Linked DNA regions of Homo sapiens: region 2 is linked to region 1. Evidence: chromatin loops called from intact Hi-C (ENCODE). Cell type or tissue: psoas muscle. All regions are shown on one strand. Each heading gives the region's core, and the rest is flanking DNA. Links, peaks and the distances in the headings are about the cores only.

Evidence for each region. Peaks named below come from ENCODE experiments on the same cell type or tissue, not always from the same donor. Only the 100,000 strongest peaks of a DNase experiment are listed, where the experiment ranks them.
Region 2: a loop joins it to region 1, with 7 times the contacts of the local background. A loop is called at or near these places in 24 of 110 quality-filtered maps.

What each region holds. Positions count from the first base shown.
Region 1 is chr2:158,749,338-158,758,147 of GRCh38, forward strand. No RefSeq gene overlaps it. Among named protein-coding and RNA genes, the nearest start is that of PKP4-AS1, 19 kb to the left of the region's middle. In psoas muscle, for the core only: a CTCF peak has its summit at 4,870 (motif pointing left); no DNase peak of the experiment used is centred there; H3K4me3 peaks cover 713 bases.
Region 2 is chr2:157,488,982-157,497,791 of GRCh38, forward strand. No RefSeq gene overlaps it. Among named protein-coding and RNA genes, the nearest start is that of CYTIP, 49 kb to the left of the region's middle. In psoas muscle, for the core only: a CTCF peak has its summit at 3,407 (motif pointing right); a DNase peak (open chromatin) is centred at 3,420.

The DNA of each region.
Region 1 (8,810 bases), core at 525-8,524:
AAGAATCAGTAGGTGATGTCTTCCTCAACATGGGTCTGAGACCCCCTGACTCAGCAGTAATGACTTTTCCATTTTATAGAAAGCAGATGGGATTTTAATGGACTGTGACTATTGTCTATTTTCTTTAAGCAACATACACCAAGATCTATGCACTCTTACAGGTGATAGTATGCATAGCTGCAAAAAGAAAGGTAATATTTACAACTTCCTACTTAAACCCTTTCCTTTAGAAATCAGACTTCTTTCCTCCCCCTCCCACCCCCCAAAAATAAATAAATAAATAAATGAAGGAGACATGGATCCTTCTGTTTTCTAGATGACATAAGAGAGTCATGATTGAACAGCACCACAATGCCACCTTTTTTGCCCTAAAGAAAACAATAAAATGGAGCACTTCTGGATATAATAAGCATTCCTTCCACTCTTGGGGAAGGAAAAGGGGGTAGAGTTTGGGCAGAGCAATGGAGGACTCCTTGGGTAGCTGGCAAATTTCTGTCTTCCAACACAGATATTCGTTACAAGAATTTTGGCCTTATTTAGAATCCACTTGTTTTATGCCATATTCTGTATCTGTGTTTTATTTAACACAAAAGGTTAAAAGGAGGGGAGAGATCACATCTTCCCACTGGAAATGTCTCTTAGTCATGTTCCTTTGTAGATAGCAAAGGGATTTTTTTCTACCATCCATCCCCATCAGCAAGGAAGCAATGCTAGCTCCCAAAAATGGAAAGATCCCATTTCTGCAGGTGGAGACGTGACAATAAGACAATATCAATTGCTCACATTTCCCTGAGTACCTACTCCAGCTAGTTACAATTGAAGAAGCAGTGTGTGTGTGTGTGTGTGTGTGTGTGTGTGTGTGTGTGTGTTCTAATCTTTTAGCAACCCCTTGAGACAGGTACTTTCATCATCCTCATTTTACAGATGGAGAGACTGAGGCACAGAGTGGTAGATCAACTTGCAGTTAGTGAGTTCTGAGGTCAGAATTGAAATACAGGCAGTCTGGGTTTTGCTTCCAATCCATTTGACTGGGAGGGTGGGAGGGGACCTGCTAGAGTGGCCAACTGTCTCAGTGTGCCCAGGACTTTGGGGTTTCCTGGGACATGGGACTTTCACTGTGAAAACTGGGCAAGTCCCAGGTAAACTGTAACAGTTGATCACCCTAGATGGGCTCCTCTCTGCATGTCTCAGATGCAGGGACAATCTCCCCTAAAACAAAACTCAGGTGACAGCTGGGTCATTACGATGCATCTGTGAGCCACAAATCCCCATCAGTGTGCACACCAAGAAACAAAGAGGTCTGGTGGCTCAGAGCCCTCCCTGGGATTGAGTCAACTTCCTAATACAGAAAGCTGAATTCATCTTGACACTTAGAAAAAAAATCAATAGTAGCATAGGATTGGTTTGAATGAGAACAAAATTTACATTTCTTTATATTGGGCCATAAATCCTCCTTGGACTTCCCATCAGTCTAGACCATGTTTAATTCTGTCAGTCACTCTGAGACAGTACGGAGGTCTTAGAGACAAGGATTTGTGCACACTGCTATAATCCCTTGCTGTGGAACAGGGCTCAGGGCATCCACAAATGTCACACGCACCTCTGCAGCTGACTCGGAGCTGTTAACAGTGTTCAGCTCATTGTTGGTGGGGATATGATTCAGCAGAGGACACACAACTTGCCACCGGCATCCCTTTCCTCTGGTGTATAATGAATAGGAGAGGCATACATGTAATTGCAGAGTCACAGAGGTGGAAGGGACACAGGGGGAGGTGTGTAGCCAGGGCTCTGTGGGGAGGTGTTTGATTCTGCAGTTGGTAGCAGGGGGATAGGGGAGCAAGGACATAAAAAATGACAACTGTCTGACTAAATTTCATTCACATTCCTCACTATATCTCCTTCTATGTTCATTCAACAAATATTCATTAAGCACCTGCTCAGTGTTGATTCTAGGTGATCTGTGGTGCTCCTTGGCTTATATTAGGGATGCACCACTCCAATCTCTGCCTCCAGCTTCACACAGCGTTCTCCCTGTCTCTCTCTCTTTACATGGCCATCTTCTTATAAGAGCACTGGTCTCAGCCAGGCACAGTGGCTCATGCCTACGATCCTAGCAGTTTGGGAGGGCAAGGCAGGAGGATTGCTTGAGCCCAGGATTTTGAGACCAGCCTGTGCAATATAGTGAGACCCCATCTCTACAAAATACTTAAAAAATCAGCCAGGCATGGTGGTGTATGCCTGTAGTCCCAGCTACTTGGGAGACTGATGTGGGAAGATCGTCTGAGCCCAGGAAGTTGAGGCTGCAGTGAGCTGTGATTGTGCCACTGCACTCCAGCCTGGGCAAGAGTGAGAGCCTGTCAAAAAAAAAAAAAAAAGGACTAGTTGCATTGGATTAGGGCCCCCCTATTCCAGTGTGACCTCATCTTAAATTCCATCTGCTAAATTCAAAATTCCTATTTCCAAATAAGACTACATTCTGAAGAACTGAGGTTTAGGGTTTCAACATATCTCTTTGAGGGGGACACAATTCAACCCTGAATTGTGACCCTGGGTGACAGTGACCCTGGGTGAGTGCTTTAGTTCCCTCCTCCACAGAATGGGGATAACTAGTACCAACCTCTGAGGATCAATGAGCTAATAAATACATAAAACTCTCAAAGCCGTGCATTGAATGTAGTAAGTGCCATTTAGGAATTTGCCATTATTTTATTTTTATATGCCGGTTATGAACCACTGTGTTCGTTTCACACCCCACATTTTAAAGACCATTGCTCACATAATGTGATTCCAACATGGTTTCCGAGGCCTTCATGACTGGCCTCTGCTGACCCCTTAGCCTCCTCTATCCCAGTATCCCCTCCCACACGTAACTCATTTTCAGTTACCTGAATATGTCATAATCACTCTTGTTCCCAGGGTTTCATTCAGTCTCTTATTCTACTTCTATACCCGATCATCTGGAAAATGCCTAGCTTATCCTTCAGGTCTCAGGCAAACAGCACCCCCTCCAGAAAGTCTTTCTTCACCACCAGTTATGAGCTACTGCCCTTTAGTTCTCTATGCATAGTACTTAGACGCTAGAATGTAAATACCAGTTTGCTTGTCCATAACCTTCCGTACTGTAAGCTTTCCAGGATGGCATCTGACTTATTAACTACTATATGCCCAACACCAAATACAGGGCCTGGAAAACAGTCTTGGTTGCCTACCCAACAGACATTTTTTCCCTTTTTCTTTACGTAATTGATTTCTTTTCTAGTACCAACAACTCCAGAAGACCAAGAGAGATCTAAGGTTGATTCATGATTGGTCTGTTCCAATCATGGAAACCTATTCACCCTCCCAGAGGCTGACTTAGGGATGCGCAATGTGACCCACTCTGGTCAGTGAGACATGAGGGGAGATATGCTGGGATGATTTCTGAGAAACAGTTTCAGGAACATTTTAAAGAGTTTCAGGAGAGGAAACAACCCATCCCTGTTTTTAGGTGAGTGGGAGGCGGCTGTTGTACAGCCATGATGAAAGGCACAAGGACAAATATTCACCTGCTGAGGATGGCAGAGCCAAAGTATGGAATGAACCCAAGTCCTTGATGATTTTGCTAAGACGTTGAATCAACCAGCCCTGGAACTGCCCTGCTGCTTGACTTCTTGTGATGAGATAATACCTTTTCACTATATTACCTATATAATAATATTGTGATTGTATCTCACTATAGAGATAATACTGTTTTCCTTGTTGTTTATTTAAGTAACGTGTTCTGTCACTTGCAGCTGAACATAACCTGACAGACACTTAGGAAATATTGTTGACTGCATAGGTGTTCAGATGTTAAACGTGCTAGAGACAGAAAAGAGAGATGAGAACTAGAAGGCCAGCCATCTCCCAGGGGTCAGGCACAGGAGGCCTGTTTCATGTGCATCGTAGAATTCAACTTTCCCAGAAAGCTTGTGACCATACAAAGTTTACCCATTTTAGAGATGAGGAAACTGAAGCTCAGGAAAGTTTATCAACCTATCCAAGGTCACGGAGTTAGTAAGTGCAGCAGCTGAGCAATATTTAGTTACTATTTTATGAAGACTTAGTTCAGCATTTTAATTCAGACTTTTCATTCATAATACAAGATTTTAAAATTTCTTTTTTTTCCCATTTCCACTTCCCATGGATTTTCACCTACTAGTTTAAAGTTAAGCATTCTAATTTTGATGTTATCCTGGTCACTCCTAATGTTTGACCGTACTCATGTTTATTTTCCCACGTTAATTTATCAGTGCCATCACTCTCTCTTTCCCTCCAGAGTATCTGAGCCCAAGGGACACTCCCGTGTGATTTGGTCTCCCTAACCGCTCCCCTACCTCCCTTCAAGTTAATGTTGGAGCTTCTCCAGGGCTGACTTGGGAGAGGAGCCGGCAGACCGGGCCAGTGCACCCTCTTGGCAGGAAGCCTGCGTGTGGGAAATAAATCCCAGGTTTGTCTACTTCCAAAACACATTCTTTTCACTACACCATGAGGCCTGAATAGACGCATGTGGCCTACAAGTATATTCTCTTTAGCCATCTGAGAAAGAACAAAACTCATTTGAGCAGCTTTCTGCAGCCCTTTTCTCCTCCCCTTGGTGGGAATGAGTGACGGGAACAGAGAATACAGTCCTTCCTCTACCCGCCAGAATGTCTGCTTGCAGCCAGCATTTCACAGATGAATGCTGAAGAAAATGTCTTAGCTGCATCCAGGGAATTTCAAGTGCTTTCCTCCTGTTTCTGAGGGAAAACAAACAAACAAACAAACAAACAAAAACTGTCTTTTTCTGCAGCAAAGCCCCAGGAATTGGCGGTGTAAAGGGCTTGTGAGCTGGGAATCATGTGCCCTCTAGTGGTCATCTCTAGGAAGTCCCAACCAGATGGTCATTTCCACAGAAAACAGCAGGAGGAACCGCTACAGAGTATGGGAGACAAGAAGAGAATGCCTCCTAACACCTACATAATAAGCTGTAATGGTGGAAAGCCATTTGCTTTTGAATTTTATTGAAAATGCCAAATACAGGTCGTGAATATTGAAATGGACGTCTGAGCGGTGCACAAATCCTCGCAGGTCTTACTGAAGCTTCCCAGGATTAGCTTCCCAGCACAGAGCTCCTAAGGCTTGATTGGGTTTGCAAAGCAAGGATGCTGAGCTGGAGAAAATCAACTAGCCAGAAGTCATCTTGGGAAGGGAAAGTTATTTCTGATGGGAAAATATTTGATAAGAAGCTGATGCCTGTGTGGACAGAATGGTCTAGGGTTTGTTTTTGTTTGGTTGGTTTTTTTGTTTTGTTTTGTTTCTTTTTTGTTTTTGAAATGGAGTCTCGCTCTGTTGCCCAGGCTGGAGTGCAGTGGTGCAATCTCGGTTCACTGCAACCTCCACTTCCCAGGTTCAAGCCATTCTCCTGCCTCAGCCTCCCGAATAGCTGGGATTACAGGCGCCTGCCACCAGGCCCGACTAATTTTTGTATTTTTAGTAGAGAGGTGATCCACCCGCCTCAGCCTCCCAAAGTGCTGGGATTATAGGTGTGAGCCACTGTGCCTGGCCTGTTCTATTTTATTATTATTGTTATTCATCTCTTATTGTGCCTAGTTTATACATTAAACTTTATCGTAGGTACATATATATAGCAAAAGACATAATATATATATGGTTCAGGCATCCACTGGGGGTCTTGGAATGTATCACCCACAGATAAAGGGAAACTATTGTAACTTCAGTTGAGAAAAGCTCATAGTCAAATGCTTCTCTCTGACTTAACGTACTGCCCATCTATTGGTACTAGAAAAGTCAATGTTATAACAGCCCTAAAACTGCCAACACATGTGAAAAATATTTAGCTTTTTGTCTAACGATGGGACCCAACTGACCAAATAAAACCCAAATAAAGGACCTGTAACTGCTCATATCTTTCATGTGTGCCTGCAAGCAAATTTTATATTCCTTCCCACTGAGATTTCTTTCTTTCAAAATATTCCAGGTATGTGGCTTCAAAGCATGTGGCATCTGACATGTGGACACATTGAGAGTAGGATGAGATTGTATTTACCTTTGCCTTGCTGGAGCTTAGCACCTTTGTGGTGTCTTTTGATAAATGGGAAGTGACAAATGTTCTCACGTGGGCAGCAGGAAGGATTCATATGCTCCTCCAATTTTACAGCAACAGACAACAAATGAAAAGGAAGGGCTTAGTCATGCAGGGGCACACTCTCACCTCATCACTAGATGACAGTGCAGCACCCCAGACTCACAGCTTGCCCATAAGTCTTGCATTTAGTGCATGAGGATTCCATTCAGATGCCACCGAATGCCATTTCCATGATCTGGACTGACTTTTCTTTTTTCAGGCACAATAAAGTAAAGACAATTTGGAGTCATTTGCCTTGTTTCTTCAATAAAAGAAAGACTTGGATTTACACAGCCTCTTTTCTCCAAAGAGCTCAGCATGCTTGCCCATCTGGTGTCTCATTTGCCTTCGTTTCATCGCTTTAAAGTCAATAAAGTGTGTTATGCTAGTGTCAGGGCCAGGGAAGGTGAGAGAGTGTGTAGGCTTATTCCTGCTCGCCAAGAGGGGGCGCCCCTGTGCCCTCCTAGTAACACATTCCTAGACACCCATTGCCCACCTACGAGGTGGCCAGTCCACATTCTGCAGGCACCAGAGGCTCTCTGCCCACAAGCAATGCCAGTCTGCAACTGCCAAGTCTAACACAAAGAGACACGTGAACAGAGAATCACAATATAGCATGATAAGAGGTAGGCTGCAGGGATGGGTTAGGTTTGGGTGTGGAGAGAGTCAGAGTTGGGCACAAGAGGAAGTTACTGAAGGGTTTAAAAAGTAAAGTTTCAGTACAAATTGTAGTAAATGAAGTAATTGGAAAAACAGTGTTAACCCCTTTTTAATTAGTTAAATTAATTAAATCAGACTTTCTGCTCACCAAAATGTATCCTATGTGTTTTCTAAGCTTGATTGACAAGTTTGGCTGAAAGGACCAAACTACTTTTTGCTTAATAATTACAAAATAGGTAGAAAAAATGCACCCCCTCCAAAAAAGTAAAGCTTCAATAACAAGGCTGTGGAGGAGTAGCAACCCTCATACATTGCCAGTGTGAGTGAAAAATGACTCAGATGCTATGGAAAGCAGTTTGACGTTTCCTCAAAAAGTTAAACACAGAATTACCGCATGACCCAGCATGCATACCCAAAATAATTGAAAACCGGTGCTCAGACAAATCCTTGTACACAAACATTCATAGCGACATTATTCACAAGAGTCAAAAGGTAGAAACAGCTGAAATGTCCGTCAACGAATGAAGACGTAAACAAATTGTGGCTACACACATACAATGGAATAATATGCAGCCGTAAAAAGAACTGAAGTACTGATACACGCTATAACTTGCATGAACCTGTAGACTGTTATGCTAAGTGGGAGATGCTAGACTCAAAAGGTCACGTATTGTATAACCCCGTGTATATGAATTATCCAGGTTATGCAAATCCATAGAGACAGAATGTGGATTGGTGGTTGCCAGGGGCTGGGGAAAGTGTTGAATGGTGGGGGGTGACTGCTTAATGAGTGTGGGGTTCTGTTTTGGGATGATGGGATTGTTTTGGAACTAAACAGAGATGGCGGTTGCATAACACTGTGAATGTACTAATTGCCATGGCATTGTTCAGTCTAGAGTGGTTAATTTTGTTACGTGAATTTCACCTCAGTAACTTTTTTTTTAAGTAGAGCTTCACTCAAGAGGTACGTGGAAGCAGGACAGCAGGATCTTGACAGATGGCCCTGGGGGGGCGGCGCATTTGAGTCAGAGACAGCATCATGAGTAAGAGGAACCCAGCCTGACGTGGGCAACTCAGGCTACCGCAAGTAATCCCGTGGGCTGGATGCGGGGATACATGACTGACTTGGGGTCGGAGAGGGCTCTACCAAGGGGTAGAGAATTAGATGGCACATAGTTCACAAATTTATCTTCATTATGTCTGTGTGTCCTGTGAAAGTCAATTTCAAATTCTTGGATAACTGGCCGAGTAGGGAGAGGAGTTGCCCACCAGGGGGCTACCCTAGAACCCCACAGAGCAGACCAGGTGCCACCTGAGGCCAGGATCAAGATTTTTCTCTGACACTCTCCACTCTAGGACCATCACTCCTTGAGAAACGAAGAATCAAAGCCCCGGCCTTCTCCACAGGGCAGGGTGCAGTCATCTGTGCTGGGGAACCTTCTCAGCCCTTTAAGGTACACTCCGGGCACAGGTTCTCCACCTTTACTATTATCACACATTCTCAAAATGAAAGAAAGGCTATTATAAGATAAAACTTTCAAACCAACTTGAAAAATAACTGAACAAATGGCTGGGCATGGTGGCTCATACCTGAAATCCCAGCACTTTGGGAGGCTGAGGTGGGCAGATTACCTGAGGTTGGGAGTTTGAGAGAAGCCTGGCCAAAATGGCGAAACCCCACCTCTATTAAAATTACAAAAATTAGCTGGGTGTGGTGGTGGGTGCCTGTAATCCTAGCTACCTGGGAGACTGAGACAGGAGAATCGCTTGAACCTGAAATGTGGAGGTTGCAGTGAGCCAAGATCACACCACTGCACTCCAGCCTGAGTAATAGAGTGAGACTCCATCTCAAAACAAAACAAAACAAAAAACTACTAATCACCAAATTAAAGACACTGTTTGTCTTAATATTCAAAGAAGACCTACTCAGAGAACAGTACCCAGAGAATCTTAAGAAAGTCAACCACACTCGTTCTGGATCCTCAGAGCGTGGGGCCCTCAGCTC
Region 2 (8,810 bases), core at 1-8,000, 1.3 Mb before region 1:
GAGATATTGACCCTGCACAGAGCTGGGGGAGGGCACAGTGCTGGCAGCTGGAGGAAGAGGAGGAGGAGGAATTTGTGTGCCACTGCAAACAATACACAGTGCCAACAAAAACACCATCCCTTTTCCCAAGAAGTTCAAAGCACTTTGCAAACATTAACTTATGAGCCCACATAGTCACGAAGCAATTATTACTTTATTACACCCTTAAGATAACCACTGCAAGCAAAGTGGCTAGAAAAAAAAGAATGCATTCATTGTTTCATTATTCCTCAGCTATTTATTGAATGCCTACTATGTGCTGGGCACTGGAGGTGGAGGAGCTCCTATGGGCTCTCACACTACTCCATGCTCTTTTGCCAACCCAGTTAGGGGCCCTAAGCACTTGGCTACACTAGCTATTATGTTTATTTACACTTTATTTTTGCCCAAATTGTTTAATGGAATGTGCAATGTGCTCCATTCTTCAGAATGCCTATAATGTGCTAAGTGCTAAGCGAACACACAAAAGAAAAACTTTTAAAGTTACCTATAAATCTCATTACCACTTTAGGAACTGGGGAATAGCAATTCAAAGTGCTGTCTTTTAAGGTGCCATAAACAAGCTTTAGTGTGTGCAATCTTTGTCTCTTTCGAGTTTGTGGAATTGCTATAGTGAATAAGGGGAGTTAAGATCAGTAATATGGTGCCAAATAGTTTATATAAATAATCTGTATTTTTTAAATCATTAATTAGATGAGCAAGCATGTTTGGTGATGCAGACAGCCTTTATCCACGGGTCTTTTTATGATCTCTCTTTTATTTGATGTGACAAAATGGCAGGTCAGATATAGAAAGGGGTTGATGCCGTTTCTAAATTATTCTTTAGGCATCGGACTCCAGATATTTTAGAGTAGATGGTTGTCTAAGACTAACTGGATGAAAGAGGCTGGTGGCTGCTTTTAAAAAATGCATGGCTTTTTGATGAATTGAAAGGGACTCAAGCTGTTGTCTTTTAAAGATGCAAGCTAAGGATTCTAGTCTGTTGAGGTGTTACCCACACAACAGGTGGGTTAAACTGCTAGGCAGGAGACAGTCCAATGAGCACAACCATGGAGTATTTAAGAGGGAGATTTTATTATTTGCAACAAGGAAGGAGGACATCTGGGATAGTTTCCCAAAGCAGTGCCTCCAGGAACAACAGTAAAAGCAGGACTTGTACTAGGCTGGTTAGCTGAGTCATTGTATGTGGAAGTGGCATAAAGGCAGTGCAGTCGCCTGCTGATCATGCTTCTACATACATTGCATGTACAGAAAATGGCAAATAAACTTCTCCCTGAGCAAGGTTTCTTACTATGGTTAATGAGGAGAGTTGGCCAAAGTTCCTCTCCAACTCAGGCATCTCTGGATCCAGCCAGTTTTAGTTTTTCCAGGGCTGAGCTTCTTCCCAGAGATTTTTGAAATAAGAACTCAAGATACAACAGACACAAGTGGGGATTTCCTCACAGTGCATACCCAAAAACCTGGAACCCTGGGTTACACAGGGAATCACTAACCCACCCTAGTTTGGACTGAACATAGAGGCTGTTGTGGTTCTCACTCAGAAATTTACATATATTTTTAAAGTTGTAGAGAACTATAATGCCACTTAAAACCCAACATTCCTCCCTAAAAAATACTTCTCTGATGAACCAGAATATGATGGAGGTATAATATTGATCCAACATTCAAATGTATTGGTTAACACACATACCCCATGAAATTCAAGCTCCACATCTTAGCAGTTAAGTAGCACCTTCCTTTGGCCCCAAAGTACCTTTCCAGCCTCAGCCTCATCTTCATCCTCCTTATCACTCTGGCCACAGCATAGGTTTTCATAACAGTATGTGATGCTTACCTGGTACCCTCTGTCTTGAAGCCTGCCCCCACCCAGCTTCAATAGACAGACAGACAGACAGACACAGACACACACACACACACGCACACCCACCTTTTCTACTTAAAAAACTTCATTCTTCAAGAGCACATGATATCTTCTTAGCCAATTTCTTCCCAAAATATATCATGTATAGAGATCATATCTTATTCCTTCTTATCTTCAGCAATTAGTATAAATCTTTGTTGAACGTGGATTTCCTAAAACACATCAATATAGCATTTACTGAGGCTGGCAAGGTGATCAATTACTTGGGTTTACTCTTCAGCTGGTTGCACAAATTGGATTTTAAAAAATCTTTTTATTAAGCAGAGCTGTTAATGAAGAGAATAAAATCAATTAAATAAATTATTAAGTTGAAAACAGATCTATTATTTTTATTAGAGAGGTGCTACATTAATAATACCATTATTACTCAGCTTCTCACACCTTAGATGGCAAAAAACTTCAGAGCCTGGGCCATGTTCTATCTACTCCAAATATAATAGCACTGAAGGGAAAACTATATACCTGTGGAACTTCTACAGGAGGATGAGAAACAGCTAAACATCAACAGCAATGACAATGCCAGCTGAAACTGCTTATTTCTGATTTCAACTTACATAGGAAGAGAACAGAATAAAGGGATAGGGAAGGATCAAAAAGAGAAAAGAAGGAGAGGAAACCAAGGCAATGGCTGCTGGAAAACATTATCCTTAGAATTAGGTTCTGCCATTTTTCTCTTTATGAAAGTGAGAAATAGAGACATTTCTCTTGATTGCACAGAACAGAATGACCAGCAATTGGAGATAAATACTACTTAGTAAAAAGTTGTCCCATCTTCAAAGGCTCTTGCAAAAATTAGGGGCTGCTGATCTCTTTCAGTATTTTAGGAAGAGTCCTGTCATTATCTAGATTTGAAACATTGATGTCTGTTTTTCAGTTTTACTCAAAATAAACAGGGAAATCAATAATTTAACCTGTGAATAGCATGTATGTTTAAAACCACATACTTTTAGTGGGCATAGTAAAGTGCTCCTGTAAATATTCTTAGTTCACTTGATCCTCACAGCAACCCTTCAAGATGAGTATGGCATCTTTTTACAGATAAAGAGACCGAGTCTCAGAGAGATTCAGTATCTTGCAGAATTAATATATAAACCCCAACAGTCTAACTGCACTCTTGTTATTCTTTCATCAAATTACAACACTATGTGAACACTTTAAGAATTATTATAGATGCAACTTTTATTCTTTACAGAACAAAATGCTGGCACTTTATATTATGCACCCAAATTTACTGAACAGGAGGTCTGTATATGATATAAAACGATTTTTTTTCCTTGACACCTGGAAATTACCTGAGAATCCCGATGTCATTTAAGGAATGCATTCCCAAGTTAATTAAACCTCATCAACACACAAGCAAATATTTATTTTCAGTTCTAAAAGCTTTCAGCCTTAATTCTTTAGCAGGCAATGCAAATTCATGTTTCCCGCCAAATCCAGCAGAGGGCAGGATACTCCCACCAACAGTCAGCAGCTGGCTAGTGCCTCTAGCCAAGCCAGTGCAGTTGCCTGGTGCAGTGTTCCTGCACTGGAGCAATCATCATCTTCTCACCTGGATCCGAAATACAGTGCAGGCTTGTGCTGAAAATAGGGAATGTGGGATGTACCCTTGGAAATGTCCAGAAAAGTTTTGCCTTAGAGGCTGCTCACATTTTGTTTGAGCTAAAGATACCTGGAAACTAGCCAGTTCCCATTACCTTCCTGGAATATCTTGCTGAGGATGCTACACTATGGAATTAATTTAAGATATACCATGATAGTTTCTGTTTCTGGCTTTAGGCCATCTTAGGTCATAGCCGAGCTACTCCACTATTGGGCTCCATGCCTCACTCCCACACCTTCTATCTCCCTGTGTCCCTAACAACTCTTAAGAGCTACCCATTGCATGGCTTCCTCTGTCTGTCATCCCTGCATAACCCTCACTAATCAAGAACAATGACCTCCTGCCCACTAATTCAACTTCTCCCCAAGCCTGACTTACGGGCCACCTCCTCCAGGAAGTTGCTGGAGGTCCTTGAACCAGTGGTCATCATCAAGAAACATTTGCCAATGTCAAAGTCAAATGAAATATAAAGAAGAATCTTTAAACTCACTGTTCCATTTGGGAATCACAGAATTGCAATATGAGTTATACACACACACAGAGGTGGTCTTCAGTATGTCTGAAGAACAAAGAGAAGGTTGGAAGTTTTACTGGAAAGAGAAATGTTATGTTATCTTGAAAGAAAACTCATTGGCACTAGCAAAGTTTTGGGGGACTGGCAAGCTCTGATTGGTGAGTGATGGTGGTAGGTAAAATTAATCTTAAGAGTGTCAGCAGGTTGTTTCAGCAACTGGGCATGTGGACAATTCTTGGGGTAGGTGTTATGTGCCCCCAGTCATTTTCTCCCTTACCCCTTGAATCTTATTTAGTTCAGTATGACAATAATAAATCAATGTGTGTAATTAACTTTCACAGTAAGCGAACTATTGGGTGAAGGTTTTGTACTAGAACTTGGGTCTAAAAAGATATATCCCATTCCTTCCAGTCCAGATAGTAGCATGGTAAATGTAACATGGAAAACAGCAAGGATAAATGCCACAGTTCACAGGAGAGAACAGTGCTTCTGAAGGTGGCAGAATAATTGTAGCAAACTTCTAGATTTTTCAAACTATGGACTAGAAGTTTGTGATTAGGACCTCAAAGGCTCCCAGGGTGAGGTGGCATTAGGGGAAGGGATGGGTAGTTGGACAGGCTTTGTACCACCCCCAAAACCACTTCCCTACCCTCACTTCCCCCCACCTCCAACCAGATGAAAACAATGCCATTTTAACCTGTATTATTTATGTACACCTCTGGATACTACATAAAGACTTCCTTTAAAGAAAGCGGATCTGCAAGTAAGCAAACAATCCACCCACAATAATCATAACAACAACAAAACAAATTTAAAAAAAAAACAGCTTAAAAATCACTGGTCTAAAATTCAAAGGCCTTTCTTCACTGTTGAGGAAGCCATTCCTGGAGAGGAGGAAAGACCAAACTAAGCTGTAGGCTGATCAGTGAGGGAACTGGAATTTGAATTCCATCTAGCCTCTAAAGCCTAACACTTTTGACTAAACGATGAGGCTTATATTGAGCCTGAAAGATAAGGAGTCATTAAATAAAGGGATGAACCCCTTAGTCATTCTTAGGTAAAAAGAGTCACCCAACCAGCAAAGCCTCCCAGAGCAGAGGTGAGGGGAAAAGTTGCTTGCATGAACTTAACCAGCCACAGATTAAGGTTATGTTTTAAACCACGTTTATTGGCAAGGCATTGAGCGCTTGGACAGAGTGACAAACCAGATAGATGTGACAACTCTCTGTGTTCATGGAGCTTACATTCTAGTAAAAGATATGGACATGTCATTATCATTTGAGAAAAGTTACACTGGAGAAGTACAATGTTCTACAAGGGAGTTATTAAATTCTATGCTCAGCACCACCTCCCAGATTATTCTTTCAGCCATGTCTAATTAATTATTCAAACAACTAGTTGTCCCAATTGCATAAAGTCCAGCCTGGCTCTCTTTAGGCCTTTCTCCACCCTCAATGCAGAATGTCATCCAGGATCTCAAGTTGCATTTATTTGTCATGTCTACTCAGTCTTCTGCAATCTGGGACAGTTTCTTAGTCTTTTCTTTTTCATGACCTTGACACTTTTGAAGAGTATGGTCAGCTGTTTAATAGAATATTCTTCAATCTGTTTGTCTAATATTTCCTTATGATTAAATAAAACTCATGTATTTTTGGCAAGAATACCCCAGAAATGATACCATACTCTTCTCAGTGCATCATATAGAGAGTCCATGTTGTCAAAGTGTCACATTTTGATGATGTTAACTTTGATCGCTTAGTTAAGTTAGTCTGCCAAGTTTCTCCACAATAAAGATAATATTTCCCCTTGTAATTAGCTAGTGAAGATAGTCTGAAACTGTGTAAATATCTTGTTTCTAATTATATTTTTGCACACTAGTTTTAACACCAATTGAATTGTCCTTAAAACAATTATTACTGTGCCATTAACCAAATGGCAACTTTATATTTCCACCACTTCTTCTATATTTACTCTTTGGAATTCTACTGTAAGGAAGACACCTCCTTTCTCCCTCATTTATTTATTTATTTGATTATTTGTTTTCATCAGTATGAATTAGTAGATATTTATTTTATTCAATGGATTATAATTCATTTATTTTTTGGCCCATATTGTCCCAGTTTTAGCCTTCAAGAGCTCCTTTAGGTTGGCTTCCAGTCCTTTCAATATGCTCCCATCATTTTTGAGCATTCACATTCTGGCATCACAAGATGATTCAAGGCTAAACGCAGTGTCTCAGGCCTGTAATGCCAGCACTTTGGGAGGCCAAGGGGGAAGAATCACTTGAGCCCAGGAGTTCGAGACCAGCCTGGGCAAAAAAGTGAGACCCAATCTCTTAAAAAAAAAAATTAGCTGGGTGTACTTGTAGTCCTAGCTACTCGGGCTACTTGGGAGACTGAGGCAGGAGAATCGCTTGAGGCCAAGAGGTCGAGGTTACAGTAAGCAGTGATGGCACCACTGCACTCCAGCCTAGGCAACAGAGTGAGATGCTCTCAAAAATAAATAGATAGGTAGATAGATAGATAGATAGATAGATAGATAGTTAGATAGATAGATAGATAGATGGATGGATGATAGATATATAGGTTCAGGCATATCTTTTACTTTCTGCATCCCAGCCTTCAGATTAGCCATTTAACTGAAAAATGGTACTTAGAATTCAAGTTCTGAGTACTAGGATACTCATTGCTGCTGGGGTGTCATTGCTTCTAGTCCTAAGTGAACAGAGCTAAGAAATATATGTATATACAGTTGGTGCTCTATATCTGCAGATTCCAGCCTCAGATCAAAAATAATTCAAAGAAGATAAAAATTAATATAGTACAATTATTTCATAGCATTTATACTATATTAAGCATTGTAATATCTAGAGATGATTTAAAGTATACAAGATGTGCATAGGTTATGTGCAAATACTATGCCATTTTATAAAAGGGACTTGAGCATCTGTGGGGTGCCCTGGAACCAGTTCCCTGTGGATACCTAGGGACAAGCGTATATACACAAAAATATATGCACATCTATAAGTATTTCTGTAACTATCTCCTCTCTCTTTCTCTCTTTCTCACTCTCTCTCTTTCTCTCTCTCTCTCTGTGAGTGTGTGTGTGTGTGTGTGTGTGTATTCAGAACCAGTATATACAGAAACAGTAGTTCAAACTGATATATGTGAATCTAATCCATAGGGGTCATTCTCACCTTCCCCATTTCCTCATCTGTAACTCTTTTGTCTGATAGGGAGAAACTGGCTCTCATTATTCACAATTTGTTTACTTATTTGTTCAATCTTAGAATACATATAGTTTTAGAATTACTGACACATTTTCCTGAGAAGGAAAATGAAAAATGAATTTCCTGAGAAGGGTACAATATTTTTGTGCAGTTTTTTTTTATCTTTGCCCTTATAGAATATATTTAAAAGGCTGTTTTTCAGTATTACTTAGATTCATTCTTTTTTATCCCATTTATTATGGTTGTGGTATTAATTTTGCGTTACATGCATTGGTTACTGTTTGTGTTCTATTTTGGTTTCCCACACATCCTGGTTAATATAAATTAGTTTTTTAAATATGTGAAACACTACTTGGTTCAAGAAGTTAGAAACATCCCAGAAGATGTACTTGCAGAAGTATCCCACTTCATTCCTTCTAACCATTCCCATTCCCCTATTCTTTCCACCCCATTCCCACTGATCTCTGTAAATAACCAATCACAGTAGTTTCTACTTTTACCCTCCTATATTTCTTTTTGTGCAGATGAGAAAATATACGTATATTTTCTTATATCTCTTTCTTTCTCATCTAATGGTACCATACTATAGATATATGTGCACTTTACTTTTTTCACTTAAAAGCATATCCTAGGCCAGGCGCAGTGGCTTACACCTGTAATCCCAGCACTTTGGGAGGCCGAGGCGGGCAGATCACGAGGTCACGAGATCAAGACCATCCTGGCCAACATGGCGAAACCCCATCTCTACTAAAAATACAAAAATTAGCTGGGCGTGGCGGTGCGCACCTGTAGTCCCAGCTACTCGGGAGGCTGAGGCAGGAGAATTGCTTGAACACAGGAGGCGGAGGTTGCAGTGAGCCGAGATCGCACCACTGCACTCCAGCCTGGGCGACAGAGCGAGATCCGTCTTAAAAAAAAAAATTTATTCTGGATACCAGTATAATATCAGTCCAGAGATTCTTCACTCATTTTTACAACACCATAATACTCTCTATGGTGTGGATGTGCCATAGTTTATTCAACCATTCCCCCTAAGTATGGACATTCTGGTGTTTTTCCATAACTTGCATTTACAAACAGTGCTTCAGTGAATAACAGTGTGCACATGTATTTAGTTGTATTGCTGGAGCTGTGCTTTCAGAATAACTTCCTAGAAATAGGATTAATGGGTCAAAAGGTAAATGCATGTATACTTTTGTTAGTTATTGCTAAATTTTTCTAGGGGCTTTTAATAGCTGTTAATGTCCAAGCTGCACCCCAGAGATTCCAATATAATTGGCCAAAGGCTGGGCGTTAGTATTATTTTTTAAATTTGTACCCCTTTGTTGAGATGTAATTTACATACTATAAATTCACTCTAAGCGTAAGATTCAATAACGTTAAAGTTAATTTATACAGCTGTGCAAGCATTACCAGTATTGTTCTTTTCAAAACTCTCCATGTGATTCTAATGATAGTCGAGAGATTAAGGTGACTAAACAAGGTCATTATTGCTGATGCTTTT